Regions from separate parts of the Homo sapiens genome. Here all the other regions are linked to region 3. The links are chromatin contacts, found by Hi-C or POLR2A ChIA-PET in ENCODE. All regions are on one chromosome and are shown on one strand. Each heading gives the region's core, a stretch centred on a gene start or an enhancer-like site at or near the end of the contact. The rest is flanking DNA. Distances are from core to core; before and after follow the strand shown. Region 1 holds the start of FNBP4 (formin binding protein 4). Region 2 holds the start of CRY2 (cryptochrome circadian regulator 2). Region 3 holds the start of LRP4-AS1 (LRP4 antisense RNA 1). Region 4 holds the start of MTCH2 (mitochondrial carrier 2). Region 5 holds the start of KBTBD4 (kelch repeat and BTB domain containing 4). Region 6 holds the start of CELF1 (CUGBP Elav-like family member 1).

Region 1 (2,700 bases), core at 73-2,572, 920 kb after region 3:
GGAAGACTCTTACCATGGTAAATAAAAATTATTAATACATCTGCATGGCCGGGCGCGATGGCTCTCGCCTGTAATGATCGCTTGAGCCCTGGAGTTCGAGACCAGCCCGGGAAACATGAACTCCGTCTCTACTGAAAATACAAAAATTAGCCGGGCATGGTGGCAGGGTCCTGTAGTCCCAGCTACCCAGGAGGCTAAGGCGGGAGGATCGCTTGAACCCGGGAGGTGGAGGTTGCAGTGAGCCCAAGATCGCGCCACTGCACTCCAGCCTGGGCGACAGATTGAGACATTGTCTCGAAAAAAACAAAACAAAACTCTTAAAAAGTTACATCTGCAATACTTACAAATACATACAAAAACAGTAAGTATTCTCCAGGCTATGATAGGACCTTTACAAGACACACCAAACACTGCTATTGCGGATTTTTTCCAATTAACGAACCAGCGTGATCTCTGAACATGTGAAACGGTCGCGGCTTCTCCGGCGCCTAGTCCTGGAGTCACTTTTAATCTAAGCACCACTCCAGTGAGAACCACACAAATACTTAGGAACCTACCAGCTCCATTTCTCCAGCAGTTCTGCTAGTGTGGGGATGCTTACTAGCTGGAATATTAAGAGCTTTTTCTAAACGTCTCTATCCCCGTTTCGACAAAACCGAAAGGAGGCAGATGACGTGTGGAAAGGCCTGGCCCACAGTCACAGGCCGCGCACGCGGAAACTCATCCTCACATCCACCCTCTGCGTTACCCAAAACCGACCCGGGGCGTTTGGGAGACTCAGGATGCCCGAACTTCGGTCATATTTCAAACGTTCCCGGGGCAAGCCCTGCACCACAGATGGCGCCTCGGGCTTGGCCCGGGCCGAGGGCGCAGAACTCGGCCTGGCCCTTCTGCGGCCCGGAGCCCAGGGCCGCCCCGCCTGCAGGCCCGCAGCAGGCAGGCCTCGGAAGCCGACCTCGCCCGCCTCCCTCGCCGGGTCTGGCCAGGCGCCGTGAGGAGCCTAGGCCGCAAGCCCTGAGCTCGAGTTCAGGTCCCCCCGCGCACCCTTGCCTTCTGAAGGCGAGTCGTCCGAGGCCGCGGCGGCAGTCACCGCGGTGGTGGTGGTCGTCGCCGCCGACGGGGCGGGCTGGCTGGGGACCGCCGCGGTTGAGTCCGGCTCAGTGTCGGGTTCCGGCTCCGGGTCCCGGCCCGGCGTGCTGCCCCGAGGACCCGGCGGAGAGAGTTGCAGGATGGGCCTACGGCCGGGTACCGCCCGGGACTTCTTCCCCATCGCGAGCCCAAGCGCGAGCAGAGAGCGTCGGGCGGCCGAGAGGGGCGGGCACTGGAGGCTGGGCGCTGGGCCCTGGGCGCTGCGACGCGTAATCAATATTCATACACCGTGACACCGCCTCCAGCCCGGATCCGCTTTCAACCAGCGGAGCACGCGCTTGCGCAAGCGCCTCGGACCCTTCGGCTCTTCTGGCTCCTCCTCACCAGGAGAAAGGGCGGGATTACCAACTGCGCTAGGCGATTGGCTGTTTTGACCCAGAGAAGGGACCGGTGGCCAATGGAAAAGGAAAAAGGGTGAGAGTCCAGCCAATAGTGCGGTAGGGCCTGAATTAGAACGACTTCCCCACTTCCGTCGGGTTCCACCCATGCGCTTTCCCCAAGCCTTTTCTTTGCCTACTTGTCCTCCATCTTGTGGCTATTCTCGGCCTAGAGTTTCATGTTGTCTGTCTTCTAGAAAGGTGTGCTGCTGGGCCCAGCTCACTCACGCCTGTAATCTCAACACTTTGGGAGGCCGAGGCGGGTGGATCACGAGGTCAGGAGTTCAAGACCAGCTTGTCCAAGATGGTGAAACCCCGTCTCTACTAAAAATACAAAAGATTTAGTCGGGCGCGGTGGCAGGCGCCTGTAATCCTAGCTAGTCGGGAGACTGAGGCAGGCGAATCGCATGAACCCGGCGGCAAAGGTTACAGTGAGCCGAGATCGCGCCACTGCACCCCACCCTGGGTGACAGAGTGAGACTGTCTCAAGAAAAAAAAGAAAGGTGTGCTGTTTTCTGAGCCCTTCCCCACGTTTCGCCCGGATTATTGTGGCTTACTTTGGGTATAGCATTGAACATTAAATGGGACAGTGGGTCTTTTACGCTTTTGTAATTTCCTGCAGCACACAAATAGATGTCTCATATTTTCTCGCTTATTAGCTGGGAAAAATCACGAGATACTCCACTACCTACAAGGAAAAAGCCTAAAATTGTTGGGATGGCATACAGGAACCTTACCAGTTTTGTACTACTATCGTCAACATGCTTTAATTTACCCTTGCTTTAACACTGCCCCCTCTCCCGTCTCCTGCCTCTGGAGCCCGCCACTTGGAGCATCACCTCCCTCACTTTTCCTTTGCACTGACTGGAATAATTACTGCATCACATGATGAAAGTCTTTTATTGTTTCATCAGGGCGCAATGCAGACGCAGTGCAGGCGTGACCTCTCCTGCCCAGCCTCTCCCTGGCACTTGACATCCTGTTGACATCCGTCTCCCCTCTAAACTAAGGAATGCGAGTGGTATTTATTTTTATATCCGCAGCAGCTCAGTTCCCACTAAAAATATCTAATACTTACTGAGCTCTATGTGTCAGTCACCAAGCACTTTACACGTAGAATTGCATTTGATCTTTTAAAATGATTATTTCTAATTTTATTTTTAAACGTGTCTTG
Region 2 (2,700 bases), core at 172-2,671, 1.0 Mb before region 3:
TCAGTATTGTGTGCCAAGACAAGTGACCAAAAAGAAGCACAGAATAAGATGGGGCACTATTCAGGTTGGGATCAGACAGCAAGAAGGTGACATCTATACTGAACAATGATACAGAGCAAACTGGAGTTAGAAACAAAGATGGAAGAGGGAGTGTGATCTAGACTGCTGGAACAGCTCGTGAAAAGCCCTGGAAATGACAGAGAATGCCTAGGATTGCAGTGACACTGGTTTAGAGAGTGGTGCCAATTAATGCCACTAAATTGCAGACTAAATTACTAAATGCTTTCATCACTCTGTCCCAGGTCCAGGAAGGGTTCCAAGCATGGGCTCAACCTAGGGTCAAGTTGAAACAGACTGTTTTCCACCTGATAACCCCAAAGCTGCAGCTTGACTAAGCCGTCTTAGCCCAAGAGGGTTCCACCTGGCGTCCCAGAAGAATGGGGACAGTGTCCTCCACATCTCTGAACCCTACCCGGAATCCAGTACAGTGCTTTGCACACACTGGATCTACTAAACAGACTAAAAGAAAATAAATTCATCTGATGGCATAATTACTATCTCAATTCAAGTCCCCCACATTCCCAGTCCTTACTCCCAAATCCTCTACTGCTGCATATTAGGGCACTCCTTCCCCGTCCTTAGACTCTGCCACTTGGAATTACCAAGGATCTTCGCACAAAGAGAAGTATAGCTTCGTGGATAAAAGCAGAAATTTCGAAATCAGAATAATCTGGGTGAAATCCTCTTAGCAGCTTTATGATATTGAATAAGTCACTCAACCTGCGGCACCCTCCGTTTTCTTCATCTGTGAAACGAAAACAACAGCAGCTTTTTCACTGGGGTTCGCTAAATGAATGTAACTGGGCTGAGTTGAGAATAGTAAATGAGACCGTCTACGTAAGGAGATGATCATGTCTCTTGCCATATAAAGTGCACTTAATAAATGGCAGCTGTAGTAGAATGATGTAGATGGTGATGGTGACGATGTTGGTGATAATAGGAAGGTCAGCTGTCAGTCTTGCAAGTCACTGGCTGTAGTCACAGCAACCCCTACCAGCCCAGGCAGCTTCTTCTAGAAGCAGGCCCTGAACAGGACGTGGGTAAGAGATCCGCTGTCCCTTGAGACTTGGCCTACTCCCGGCACTCCGCGGACAGCCCCAGCCTGCGGACAGCCCCAGCCTGCGTCACTTGTCCGCATGCCAGCTCCACCCGGGCGGACCCACACATGGTAGGAACGTGAGGGGGCGGGCCTGTTCCGGCGCCTCTGGGCCAATCGCCAGGTGGAAGGCACTCAGCCAATGGCAGAGGGGCTCTGGGGCCCTGTGGGCGGGGACTAAGGGTGGAGTTGCGGCGTCATAGGTCACTGGGCGGGCTATGGGCGGGGTCCACGTCGCCTACCGGGGCGGAGCGGGGGTGGCTGGAGCAGTCTGGACAGTCATGGCGGCGACTGTGGCGACGGCGGCAGCTGTGGCCCCGGCGCCAGCGCCCGGCACGGACAGCGCCTCTTCGGTGCACTGGTTCCGCAAAGGGCTGCGACTCCACGACAACCCGGCGTTGCTGGCGGCCGTGCGCGGGGCGCGCTGCGTGCGCTGCGTTTACATTCTCGACCCGTGGTTCGCGGCCTCCTCCTCAGTCGGGATCAACCGATGGAGGTGAGGGGACCCGGGGCTGGGTGGCGGGGACGCAGCCAGGACCCTGACCCTGGGGTGACCGGCGAACAGCACGATCCCCCCAACCCCGCCACGGCTGGAAGGCCAGAGGGGAGAAGCCGAGACCGGGGAAGTAATTCGTCATGGTCCTAACGCGCCGGTGGGCCAGGGTTCAGCCTCTGACAAAGCGCGTTCGCACTGTTACCCCTTTGAGCCTCACAACTGCCTGTGGAACGGAGATCATGATCCCCGTTGTACAGATGAGACCCTTGAGCCCTGGAGACCCAAAGTCGACCTGCCCAAGGACTTGTAGCCAGTGAGTGGCAGAACAGGGGCTCCTGGTCTAGGGCTCTTACGGTCTACTCAGGGAGGGGCGGAAGGGAGATAACGTAGTGTGAGGGCGGGACGGGTTTTTGCTCGCATTCTTCAAGAGCCCGTTGCTGGGCTCGGGGAGATCACTCCGAAGCCTCTGGCTCGTTTGAATCCGCCCTACCACCCATCCTGGCTACCCTGCACCCAGACCGTCCTGCCTCTAGGGGTGTCAAGTGACCCTGGCTTAGCATTAAATAAGGTCTTCTCCCCTATATTATAAATAAAGAAGCCAAAGGCGTCTTCAGGTGGAGTCGCTTTATGTTCAAAGCTCCAGAGAATCCAGGGGATTCTCCAAAATGTTTTAAGCCCTGCTCTGGAGCTTTGACCTCGATAGAAAAATTTAAAAGAATCCAAAGTGTCACCCCGTCATCCTCTTGTCATGATTTTAGAGGACAGTAGAGCCATTAGAGATGAGACTTTTATGAACTGTTGTGGTAAGGTTAGGGAGCAGGAAAGCCATGATATCAAGGGCCCCTCTGATGACCCCCCAGGAGATGGAGTCGACATGATCATGGAAAAAGATGAACAGGTCGTTAGTGTATTTTCACTGTAAACAGTATTCAAACTAAAGAGTTTTGAGACATAATGTACCCATCGCTCTTCAGAACACCTAGTGGCAGTCGCTCGGTTTGTTTGCATTGTTCTGGGGAATGTTTGCTTGTGGCCTTGTTGCATCGAT
Region 3 (2,700 bases), core at 68-2,567:
TCAAAGTCTTCTACAATTTCTTAAAGTTTCAAAAGATTCTTAGCTTAATTTATTGGCTCTTTAGGTCAAAAGAAGGACTTTTCAGGGTGATGAAAATGGAGGAAGGAGGAGCTCACCTTTCTAAAAATGAGTTTTCAATTACTATAATTATGCATAAGACAGGCAGCATTTCTGGGCCAAGATTTGATGCCTTGGTCCCATGAGAATTAAATTAGAGCCACGCATAAATTTGGGGCAAGTTCTGCAAAAACCACTTCAACCTCTATTGATGCTGAATAAAAAACTCATTGTTAAGATTCATCAACACGAATATATTTTCTAACACACACTAGCCACTCTGGCAACAACCCTTTCATCATTTTCTATCCAAGAAACACAACGGAATGCATTTCAATCCTGCTCAACAATTACCACGATTACAAGTAGAGGGGAGAGCTCAAAAGTAAGAATCTAGTTCACCGAGCCCGACCTTAAAGTAGCAAGGCCCAACCCACACTGCTGGCTATTGTATTGGTTCCCCAACACCTCCAGGGCTGGAAGGACACCAGAACGCTCCCGACACGTTGAGAGAGAGAAAGCCAGTCGTTAAGGGCGGGGTGGTGGATGATCGGAATCGTTCACATCGCAGCAAGCCAGCAGGGACACAGGTGTGCGGCCAGGCCCCGGTGCCGCTGTCCTTGCTCCAGGGCGACAAGGCCCTTCGCAACCACCACAGCCCTCGTAGGCGCTTACTTATTCATTCACTTGACAATTACGCGAGAGGCACTCTAGCAGGGCCGGCTCTCGGGGCCCCCGCCCTAGTCTTGGTAAATCGCTGCCGCCAGGCGCGGCCCTGCACCGCCCGCGCCCCGCGGACGCTGCCACCCGCGCCACGCTGCGGCGCGCTCTGGCCACCTGGAGCCCAACCCCGGCCTCCGCCGCACACGAGCGCCCACGCCCCCGGCCCTGCCCGCCGCAGGTCCCCCGGCCTCCGGCTCGCTTCGCCGCCTCAGACCTGCCGGGTTCGTGGGGCAAGTGGGGCGCGCGTCTGGAGACCTCCAGCCGCCCAGGATTCAGGGGCTCCTCTGCGCGCGCGATGCCTGCACTCGAGGGCCTCGCGGGTGGGGCAGGCCCACCGACCACTCACCTCAGCTGGGTCAGAACCAAGCGGCCTGCTCTAAGCCGTTTGAAACCGCTTGGGCCGCCGCACACCCCGCAGTGTCCTCGTTCTTTATTGGTCCTCGACGGACCGCCCATCGGACTTTTATTGGTCCATTTGAAAGGCCTGTGGGCACGCGCCGCCCGCAGCCTTAAAGGGGCCGCGCGCAGCCGTGTTTCCCTCTGGACCAGACGCCGCCTGCACGGGTGGGGACGCTGGTCGCTGCCGGGGGCAAGTCTGCCGACTCCAGAAAGAAAGGCGAAAGAATGTGTGTAGACCCGGGCATCCTTGGTCGTCAGCATGTTTGCTTTATTTAATTACAGATGTTCAGGCTGCTGTCAACACCCGACAATTTTTTTTGGTCATTTCATTCCCTAGAGATTGTGAAGCTAAGTGCTGTGAGGGAAACCAGAGGCAGCTGAGATGTCGTGGAAGTAACAGCGAATGAAGCCAGGATGCTGGATTCTGACCTTGGAACTGTTCTGAGTAAATCACTTTTCTCAGTAAATCTTCTGGAGTTGTTTCCTTATCTGTAAAATGGGATAACGATGTTTCCCTTACAATTTAATGGAGGAGTTAATATAACTAATAGAATGTCTGAGAAAAGCCTTTGTGAACTGTAACGCATCCTGCAAATGCTTAATATTCCCTTATAAAAACGAGAGGCTTGGTTAACATGATCTCCAGAATTTTAGCTTAGCTCTACATTCAGTGTTTCTGTGAATGAGTTCAGGTCCTTACTTCCAAGGAATTTGTAATCTACAGTGGTTGGAGGAATATAACATACAGACTAGTCACTAAAATTCAAAGCAGTGTAATAACTGTATAAATGAAAAGCTATAAATGCTTAGAGACAGGAGAAATTTGATGGGGGAGGATCTGTGAGGAAGATGAATTTTTAACCTAGGATTTAAAGAATGTGTAGATTCCCAACAGGCTAAAAGATGGAGAGAGGATGGATAAAAGTAAATGAAACAATTACATGTTTTTTCATTGTCAAGTTGGCAGAGATGAAAAAGTTCAACAGCCTTTGGTTGGTCAAGATTTGGAAAAACAGGCTGGGTGCAATGGCTTATGCCTGTAATCCTAGCGCTTTGGGAGGCCGAGGCAGGAGGATTGCTTGAGGCCAGGAGTTCAAGACCAACCTGGGTCTTGCTATCAAGACCCCATCTCTGTTTTTAAAAATATAAAGAGATTTGGAAAAATGGACACTCAAAGTCAATATTGGTAAGAGTATAATTGGTACAAACCTTTAGGAGGACAATTTGACAGTTACTAAAATGTACATAATCTAGTTCTGGCCCAGTAATCCACTATGAGGAATTTATCGTACAGATCTGTGCAAGTATGCAAAGAAAAATGTACAAGGATGTTTACTGCAATACTGCTTTTTTTTTTTTTTTTTTTGAGACAGTCTCGCTCTGTCGCCCAGGCTGGAGTGCAGTGGCGCAATCTCAGCTCACTGCAACCTCCGCCTCCCGTGTTCAAGCGATTCTCCTGCCTCAGCCTCCTGAGTAGCTGGGACTACAGGCACGTGCCATCACACCTGGCTAATTTTTTGT
Region 4 (2,700 bases), core at 70-2,569, 800 kb after region 3:
TAGCCCCAAATGTGCCAATTCTGTTTTGGATGTTACAGTACATTCTAATCAGTCTTTGTTCTAAGTACAAAGAATTTATTTGCAATAGCCTTTAACATATGGAATCTGAATTCACACAGGTCTACTCAGCAAGAAATAATTTGGATTCCCAACAACTCAAGAATAAGAAATGGGGCCCTCTCTAGTGTCTTGCCTATTTTTTACAGAAAAGTAGACGGCGAGACAGGGGTTCTAAAAACTGTTCCATTCCTAGGCACAGTGCATGAGGTAATTATGTCAACTCTCAGTAAAAGCATAAAAAAAAGAATGACCTGCCCATTACAGGGATATAGCAAAGGAACTGGAAACACTAAGTCTATCACTTACTTGGCCTACCTGCATGTGAATATAAAATACCATGTAATAATTATTTGACAGTAGATTAGAAACTAACTCCCATGTTTAAACTCGCTAAAACTCAGCTTCACTAATTTCCAGCTCTGACAAATGTGATTTTCATTGTCAGGAGCCACATGGGCCGCTGCTGGAAAGCGCTCAATGCATCCTTCCGAAATCTGACAGAGCAACCCCTTCATTAACACTTCTGAATGAGCTCCTTGTGTTTCTCTCAGTATCTGGTGCGAAAACCTCGGAACAGAAAAGCAGTAGTAACAGTAGCATAAAAAGAAAAAAAAAAGGAATAAAAAATAAAATGTTGGTTCCCACCTAACTTCACATTTGTCTTCAACTGAGTATTTCGTGTTTTGCGTCTGAGATTTTGGGGGGAGTAGTGGTGAATGTGAATTTCGGAGGGGCGAGAGGGAGGGTTCGGAAGCCTTTGGTGGCGACCGGCCAGGATCCACCTCAGTGACGAAGAACCAAAGTTCAGAGGATCCGCCGGGCAGGGCAGGGCCGGGTGGCGGTTGGCTAAGGGAGGAGAGGGCCTCAACGCTGGGCGGCGAGGCGAGGGCTCGGCGAGGCCCCCAAGCGGGGCCGCGGGACTGAGGAAGCTGTCCCTGCGGGGAGGTAAAGGGCAGCGGAGGAGCAGCAGCATCTCGGGAGAATGAAAGGCCCGCAAGGCTGAGCCGATCCTCAGGCGCCCTGAGCAGCAGCGACCGAACGGGGCGCCGGGCGGGGTAGGGAGCGGCGACGCCTCATACCTGGATGAGCACTTTCACGTACATGAGCGGCTGGGACAGGATGGTGAGACCGGAGCCCAGGAGCACCTGACTGGCCGCGTCCGCCATGATGGCACCCGCGGGCGGACGGACAGACAGACGGAGCCACCAAGCGACCCGGTGAGCCGGTCCTAGGTCACGTGCCAGGGCCGCCGGTTTCACTGGCCCGCCCGCGGCGCGCGCGCACGCACGCAGCAGCACGCGCCTCTCCGCCCAGTCCCCGCCCCCCCGTCCCGCCCCGAGAAACGGCAGGCGCTCGCGAGGGGGCGCTGAGGTCGGGGCGGGGCTTAAGGGACAGAGGCGCATGCGTTCTGCCGGGGGCTCGCCCTTCACCAGGAATGACGGTTTCTCTTGCACATGCGCTTCCAGGCCGCAAGTGTCCGGAAACAGAAGAATGGGAGTGTCAGTGGGGGAGTGTGACCGTGACGGCAGAGGCAAGGTCAGAGGACTGAAAAGAAATTGAAAAGGATTCTTCATTATGCTTCATCTCTGCACTTGCCTTTTGGGCATCATCAACATAGGATTCAAAAGATACTCAGCATCAGAGCCGTAACAGTCTCGTGACTGACAAACTCTAAATAAGTATAGCAAATAATGAATCCGCTAGCGAGTGGCTTTTCATTCATTTATTCGTTTGATTAATGTTATCTTTTCAAAAAAACCTTCTCTGACCATTCTAAAATTACCTCCCCCTTTTCTTTTTCTTTCTTTTTTTTTTTTTTTTTGAGACGGAGTCTCGCTCTGTCACCCAGGCTGGAGTGCAGTGGCCCGATCTCAGCTCACTGCAACCTTCGCCTCCCAGGTTCAAGCAATGCTCCTGCCTCAGCCTCCCTAGTAGCTGGGATTACACGCACACGCCACCACGCCCGGCTAATTTTTGTCTATTTAGTAGAGACGGGGTTTCACGATGTTGGCCGGGCTGGTCTCAAACTCCTGACCTCGTGATTCACCCGCCTTGGCCTCCCAAAGTGCTGGGATTACAGGAGTGAGGAGCCATCGCGCCTGGCCACCTCCCTCTTATTTTCTCCCACATTGTGCCCCGTCGTAGCATTATCACTGAAATTATGTCTCCTCCACTGGAATGAAAGCTCCATGAGTTCAGGAACCGTGACAGCCTCTGTTCACGGTTGTGTTTTCAGTGCCCAGCACATACGAGGTGCTCAATAAATATTTATTGCACAAGTGAACAAATACTTCAGTGCCTACCAGTCTACAGGCTATCAGAGGCAAAAGTGAAAAAGGCATTGTCCCTGCTCCTTCAGCCCCAGCTCACGTGTTCTATCAAACAACATTTGGTGAATCTGAGCTTGGAGCAGAGTGAAGTACTGTAGGGGAAAGACTTGGATTTGGATCCTGGCTTTTCCACTGCATCCATTTGTCATTTTAGCTACTTTAATTTCCAGTTTTTGTATCTAAATCTAACACTACTGTGTATCTCTCAGGGTTATTATGAGCATTAAGTGAAATTATGCATAGGAAAGGGTTTTTTTTAAAAAACTTTATATTGAAATACAGATATTGGCTGGGCACGGTGGCTCACACC
Region 5 (2,700 bases), core at 1-2,500, 730 kb after region 3:
ACTCGCTGACATCCTGCAGCACAATCACCCGGTTGTGGGCCTCCTTCAGGTTGGAAGTGAACATGGATCGGAAGAAGCAGCTCTGAGCTGAGAGGACCAGCCGATGGAGCTGAAACTCCCGGCCTTCCACCGAAATGGTGACATCAGCAAAGAGCTCCTCCTCTAGACACAGTTTCATGATGCCTTGAGCCACACGGCCTGAATGTGACCGATCTTTGAAAGTGTAGTTCACAAAGTAGTTCTCATCCATGGATGCTCCAGGCTCCTCTGGTGATTCCATGCTAGCCAACTTCTCTCTCTGCCAGCTGTCTGCAAAGCAACACCATCTTGAGTAACCTGAGGAATTCACAGCCATAGTCTGTGAATCCAACTGTCCAACTCAGGGAGGGAAAAGGAAGAAGTGAGAGCAAAGTGGGTCCAGATTGGCCTTAGTCCTGGCCCTGTCCATGATGTCCCTGACGCTATCCTTTAACCAAATCTGGGTTCGTTATCCCCAGTGGCGCCCCTCCGCTAATGATATAAATAAAAGTTCCAACTCTGGGTGTTTTCCTGAGAAAACACGGAATAATTCCTTTCCATAATGTTAACAAAAGACTTGGGATTTAGGTCAATATATGAAAGCAAAGGGCTGGGAGAGGCCTGTGATCGTAAAAGCCTTACTAACCAAATAACTGGGGCATAAAACTAGTGAAGCTCAGGGGCAGTAGAATCAGACAAAAAGGACCCCTGGCCCCGGCCTAGTGGCCAGGTCCTCTCCTTCCCAGCGCATGGAGTTAAGACGCTCCATATGAAGCCTAGCCTGGGATATCCGTGGGTCTTACATTTGCTCTCTTCTGAGCTGCTTCCCCCACACTTCCCCGCTCGCTCGAAAGACTCCCTATGGCTGCGTCCCAGAACTTGAGTCCATCCGCCCCCAGGCCGGGGCACTGGGAGGCCCATCACCCTGTGCAATGTCCCCGCTCCACCTTGAGTCGTCTTGGAAACGGTCGCCAGGGAAACCGTTCTTCCCGCTCAGGCCCGCCCGCCCTCGTCAAAAGCTTGGCTCAGAGAGCGGGGGAGGGGTGTGTAGCGTAGAACCCAAAACGCCCGCCCCCTCCCCTCCTCTCACCCGCCTGGTTCTTCAGCGTCCTCGCCTTCTCTCTAGGCTCTGCCACAAGGAGCTAGGACCACGCTCACCTCACGATTTCCCTACCTGCCTGTCTCGCTTTCTCACCTGCGTTCCCTCCTTTCATCCCGGAGCCCGGAACCTCCGCTTCCGGCTCCACGTCCGCCCGGAAGAAGATCTGCTGCACACTTCCGTTTCCGGTCCGTGCCCTTGGGGCTCCGTGTCCTGCTGTCTTTCCGTCCGCTGCCTAGTCTGCATCTGAGTAACATGGCGGCGGCGGCGGTAGCCAGGCTGTGGTGGCGCGGGATCTTGGGGGCCTCGGCGCTGACCAGGGGTGAGCACGGGCAGCCAGCTGAGACCGGGGTCAGGCGCAGCGGCGTGCCCAGTGCAGAGAGCTCCTCAGGGCTCATCCCGCGCGTCTGTGCCTTTTATCTCCCTGTGCAGGGACTGGGCGACCCTCCGTTCTGTTGCTGCCGGTGAGGCGGGAGAGCGCCGGGGCCGACACGCGCCGTGAGTATGTGCGGGCAGCGCTCTTCTCTGAACTATCGGCGGGGCCCCTTAGATGCCTGTCCTTGCCCTAGGATGCCCTTCCCTACGTCCTCCTGGCAAATCTTGGAGATCTGACTTGCAGTGGTCTTCACCCTGCATGCAGAATCGAGCCCTCCCTGTGCCCTTAGGCCTGTTATGGCCCTGATTGTTCCTTGTCCATTTCAATCATCCCCTTTTTGTCTGATTAAACTGTCAGCTCTTTGAAAGCAAGCAATATAACCTTTAGGCCTCAGAGCCCTGTAATAATAGTACCTAGCGTTAATTGAGTGCTTAATGTGTGCCTGGAACCTCGCTAAGCGTTTTAGTGAATGATCTTATTTCGTCCTCACAACAGCCTTATGGGGTAGATAGCATCTTACTCTTCTTACTATAGATCAGGAAACAGTCCAAAGAATTAAACTGCCCAGGGTCAAAGACCTAGTGAATGACAAAGTAGGCCTGCCTGCTGCCAGAGGCAGAAACACCTAACCATTATTCTGTAGCTTGTGATGTGTGATTGCTCAGTGGTTTAGGGTTGCATGAATGAGTATGTACATATTATGTTACAGTCAAGATACACGGACTGGGAGTTAGGAGACCTGGCATTTCTCCTTTCCTGGGTTTTCTCATTGACACACACACACACACACACACACACACACACACACACACACACACCTGGGCCTCAGTTTTCTCATTGACACACACACACACACACACTTTTAAGGAGAGAGAGAGTCTGTGAGGGATCTTCAAGCCCTGAAGTTCTTAGCTTGAGAACCTGGTATAAACTTGCGTGCTAAGGAGCTACAGAGAGGCAAAAGTTCAGTTCCCATCCTCAAACAGCTCTTAGTCTGACAGGAGAACTGAGACTACTGCTTTAGCAGAAATGCAGGCAATGTGAGGGAAGAACTGTGGAGTAATTTTGAGAAGAGGTGAACACCCCAGCTGCTATAGTAAGAGTCTTTCTGAGGACCGTGTAGTTAAGGTGGCACTTTCCCCAAGTTTTCATCACTGTATTCCCTAGAAGGGAAACCTTTCACATGCACCTTTCTCAAGGTGCTTCA
Region 6 (2,700 bases), core at 87-2,586, 710 kb after region 3:
CCGAGGTCAGGAGTTCGAGACCATCCAGCCTGATCAACATGGTGAAACCCCGTCTATACTAAAAATACGAAAATTAGCCAGGCCTGGTGGCACATGCCTGTAATCCCAGCTACTTGGGAGGCTGAGGCAGGAGAATTGCTTGAACCTGGGGAGGTTGCAGTGAGCCGAGATAGCGCCACTGCACTCCAGCCTAAGCAACAAGAGCGAAACTCCGTCTTAAAAAAAAAAAAAAAAAAGATGAAGTTCTTGTAAAAGATTCATTATTTGTAACCTCTTACACTGCACACATTATAAAGCATTTCATGCTCTTTAAAACTGTTATACAGCCTTTTTACTCGAAGGTAATAAACCTACAGCTCTCTCCTGGCGAGAAAGAGATTCCATTTTGCGGAAACAGATTCCAGTCAAAATCTTACCACATTCCCCTCAACTATGGGTATGAGCCTAAACCAATGAGAAGCTCCTTGGTGCATGTGTAATGGTCTCCAAGAATTACAACAACATCCTACCCGGAGGACCACAACCACGACACCACTGGCTTTAAAATCAAAGCCTGGTCCCTAGCGAAGAAAGCGCTTTAATGTGCTCCTCCCGCTCCCGGGTGCGAGATTCCTGCCCAGCTACTAGGCCACGACTGGGTGAGCACCTGATGTGGGGGGAGGGCGAGCCAAGGCCGTAGCGGATCTGGGGCGAGGAACGAGGGGCTCTCGAGGCTCGGGAAAAGCGCTGCCTTCTAGGGGCGCGGACCCTTCGGCACCCACAGGAGTGGACACTAAGAACACGTGAGACGACAGGGGCAGAGATGGGGTGTCCCGGGCAGGTAGCCTGGGTCCAGCACGGCAGCCAGAAAGACGAGGAAAACGGAGCTGGCCCTGGGCAGGGCACGAGGCCTCTGAGCCTAGAGAGTGAAGGTAAAGGGCGCGGGGAGAGGAAGCAAAGCCACGAGGAGGGCGGGTCTCCCTGGGCGCGGGGGCACGCGCTGGGCAAACGCGACAGGACCCGGGGAGCCGGGGACCCCGACATGCAGGAGGAGATCGCAGCCCTACCCCAGGACGCAGGGAACGAGAAAAGGCCGCGCCCGGAGGGCCCTGTGACCCGCGGCCTCCCTAACCGGACCCGCCCCGCGGCGCCTCCCTCTTGCCTTTTTTCCCCTCCCTCCCTCCCGCGGCCCGTTATCCTGCGGCCGCAGCACTCACCAGCGGCTGCACCTGAGCCTGCCGCTGCCTCAGTTGCTGCCTGCGCCTCCGCAGCCGCCGCCGCCGCCTCGCTGCTGAGGCCGAATCCCGGGGGAGCCTCCGCGTCCCGCCGCCGCTGCCGCTGCCGCCAGAGCAGAACACCCCAAAATGGCGGCACTTCCGGCACCTACCACCGGCGGGGAGGGCAGAGGAGGAGGGGGAGCGCGGCGAGGGGGAACGTATCACCGCGGCGCCGCCCGCAGCGCCGATGCGAGCGGAGCGCGGCGTAGGGGCGGGCCGAGCGCCGGGCGCTGCAGCGCCCCCTCGGGCTGGGAAGTGGAGGAGCAGCCGCACCTAAGCCCCTGGGGCCGCGGGCGGAGCCCTCAACCTAGGGAGCTGCAGGGGCGCATCTCTTTGTCTCCGATCCCTACTGGAGGGAAGAGCCAGGCCTGGGAATCTGAAGTTCTCGACTCCGCCCATCGCACCCACAGGAGCTCTAGATGACCCTGGTGGGCAAGGAGGCACCCCTACTGGGCACTGAATAGGAGCATAATAAGATATTTGTTGAATAAATGGATGAGTGAGTGACTGGTGCTTGGCCAGCGTTGGGCACATGGCACGCCCCTTTTTGCCCCAGCAGACAAGCAACAGCATCCAGGCCTTCCTTCTTTGCTGGGATGTGAATATGTGTGTTCCAAGTGCAGGGAGTGCTTTTTAGCAAGATAATCAGTGTGAACGCACAACCTGGCAACGATCGCTGCGACATAAGGAAGTTCACAAAGATTCTATTAAGAGACCGATTGCCCAGCCATAACCTGCTTTTACCGAAAAAAAAATATATATATATATTTTTTTTTCTTAACTCAGGTTAGGTCTCTAAAGACTTCCTCCTGAGTTACTCTGGAATCCCTGGGTCTAGATGGAACGCAAGCAGTACAATTTGTTGTTGTTGTTGTTGTTGTTTAAGCCAACATTTATTCCTAGGTTCCAGACCTTGTGAGGCAGTTAAATGCAGATTAAGAAAGAAAACTTTGTTCTGGAAGCTTTTGGCCCCATCAACATGCAAATAACTCATGGGATGGTTTCTCTCTAACATCATCTGGCTTCCCAGAGAATATAATTTTTATACCCACAAATACTGATTATATCCTACCTTACCACAAACAACAAGTGGGCTTCCAAGCAGAAGCCTCAAGGGTTTTCCTCTTTCGCCTTTGGGGGGGAAAAAAACTAACCAGAGTTTTTCTGGTACCATATAGTCCTTAAATTGTACATGATCATATTCCCTAATTGTACTGGGTAGTTTTATATACATTCATAATGCTGATATATGATCTTGTTCTTGTTAATAGTTTTATGTGTAGTTGACTGAAAACATCCTATATTTATAGACCATTATAGCTTACAGAATGTTGTCACAAATATTACCATATATTTGCTGCTATAGGTTGTAGAAATGTTTCAAGCAGAGAGTCTGTCTCCTTTTGTGCTCCATAGAATCATGTGGATATCCACATGGCTCACT

The links. Hi-C counts contacts between places; a loop is a spot of excess contacts on that map. ChIA-PET counts read pairs that join two places held with the same protein, here RNA polymerase II (POLR2A). Pooled maps may share reads with other maps.
Region 1: a loop to region 3 is called in a map of CD8-positive, alpha-beta T cell, with 7 times the contacts of the local background. The contact joins the promoter of FNBP4 here to the promoter of LRP4-AS1 in region 3. A Hi-C loop is called at or near these places in 1 of 168 maps with a recorded cell type or tissue (CD8-positive, alpha-beta T cell), 1 of 37 single-sample maps with no recorded cell type and 9 of 50 pooled maps.
Region 2: a loop to region 3 is called in a pooled map, with 11 times the contacts of the local background. The contact joins the promoter of CRY2 here to the promoter of LRP4-AS1 in region 3. A Hi-C loop is called at or near these places in 7 of 50 pooled maps. POLR2A ChIA-PET finds 5 or more read pairs at or near these places in 2 of 52 experiments (activated B cell and activated CD8-positive, alpha-beta memory T cell).
Region 4: a loop to region 3 is called in a map with no recorded cell type, with 20 times the contacts of the local background. The contact joins the promoter of MTCH2 here to the promoter of LRP4-AS1 in region 3. A Hi-C loop is called at or near these places in 1 of 37 single-sample maps with no recorded cell type and 8 of 50 pooled maps. POLR2A ChIA-PET finds 5 or more read pairs at or near these places in 1 of 52 experiments (activated T-cell).
Region 5: a pooled map shows a loop between it and region 3 (8-fold over the local background). The contact joins the promoter of KBTBD4 here to the promoter of LRP4-AS1 in region 3. A Hi-C loop is called at or near these places in 8 of 50 pooled maps.
Region 6: a map of naive thymus-derived CD4-positive, alpha-beta T cell shows a loop between it and region 3 (2.8-fold over the local background). The contact joins the promoter of CELF1 here to the promoter of LRP4-AS1 in region 3. A Hi-C loop is called at or near these places in 1 of 168 maps with a recorded cell type or tissue (naive thymus-derived CD4-positive, alpha-beta T cell) and 9 of 50 pooled maps. POLR2A ChIA-PET finds 5 or more read pairs at or near these places in 2 of 52 experiments (CD4-positive, alpha-beta T cell and GM12878).

Annotation. Positions count from the first base shown.
Region 1 is chr11:47,766,019-47,768,718 of GRCh38, forward strand. FNBP4 (formin binding protein 4) reads right to left here and starts at 1,323. Exons shown (of 17, transcript NM_015308.5): 1 at 1,051-1,323. The coding sequence starts at 1,270. RefSeq lists enhancers at 1-613, 408-467, 614-1,538 and a silencer at 728-1,337.
Region 2 is chr11:45,846,054-45,848,753 of GRCh38, forward strand. It overlaps CRY2 (cryptochrome circadian regulator 2), which reads left to right and starts at 1,422. Exons shown (of 12, transcript NM_021117.5): 1 at 1,422-1,652. The coding sequence starts at 1,438. RefSeq lists enhancers at 873-982, 1,033-1,082, 1,443-1,682, 1,613-2,134 and a silencer at 2,083-2,192.
Region 3 is chr11:46,845,094-46,847,793 of GRCh38, forward strand. LRP4-AS1 (LRP4 antisense RNA 1) reads left to right here and starts at 1,318. Exons shown (of 3, transcript NR_038909.1): 1 at 1,318-1,406; 2 at 1,517-1,624. It overlaps CKAP5 (cytoskeleton associated protein 5), which reads right to left and starts at 1,187. Exons shown (of 44, transcript NM_001008938.4): 1 at 1,127-1,187. RefSeq lists enhancers at 430-1,007, 1,462-1,581 and silencers at 842-991, 1,172-1,251.
Region 4 is chr11:47,641,240-47,643,939 of GRCh38, forward strand. MTCH2 (mitochondrial carrier 2) reads right to left here and starts at 1,320. Exons shown (of 13, transcript NM_014342.4): 1 at 1,140-1,320. The coding sequence starts at 1,226. RefSeq lists a silencer at 1,241-1,510.
Region 5 is chr11:47,577,720-47,580,419 of GRCh38, forward strand. It overlaps KBTBD4 (kelch repeat and BTB domain containing 4), which reads right to left and starts at 1,251. Exons shown (of 4, transcript NM_018095.6): 1 at 1,214-1,251; 2 at 1-309. The coding sequence starts at 1,232. It overlaps NDUFS3 (NADH:ubiquinone oxidoreductase core subunit S3), which reads left to right and starts at 1,355. Exons shown (of 7, transcript NM_004551.3): 1 at 1,355-1,439; 2 at 1,550-1,615. The coding sequence starts at 1,373. RefSeq lists enhancers at 810-1,469, 1,162-1,401, 1,470-2,128.
Region 6 is chr11:47,551,796-47,554,495 of GRCh38, forward strand. CELF1 (CUGBP Elav-like family member 1) reads right to left here and starts at 1,337. Exons shown (of 15, transcript NM_001376376.1): 1 at 1,197-1,337. RefSeq lists enhancers at 1-224, 900-1,575 and silencers at 923-1,012, 1,083-1,612.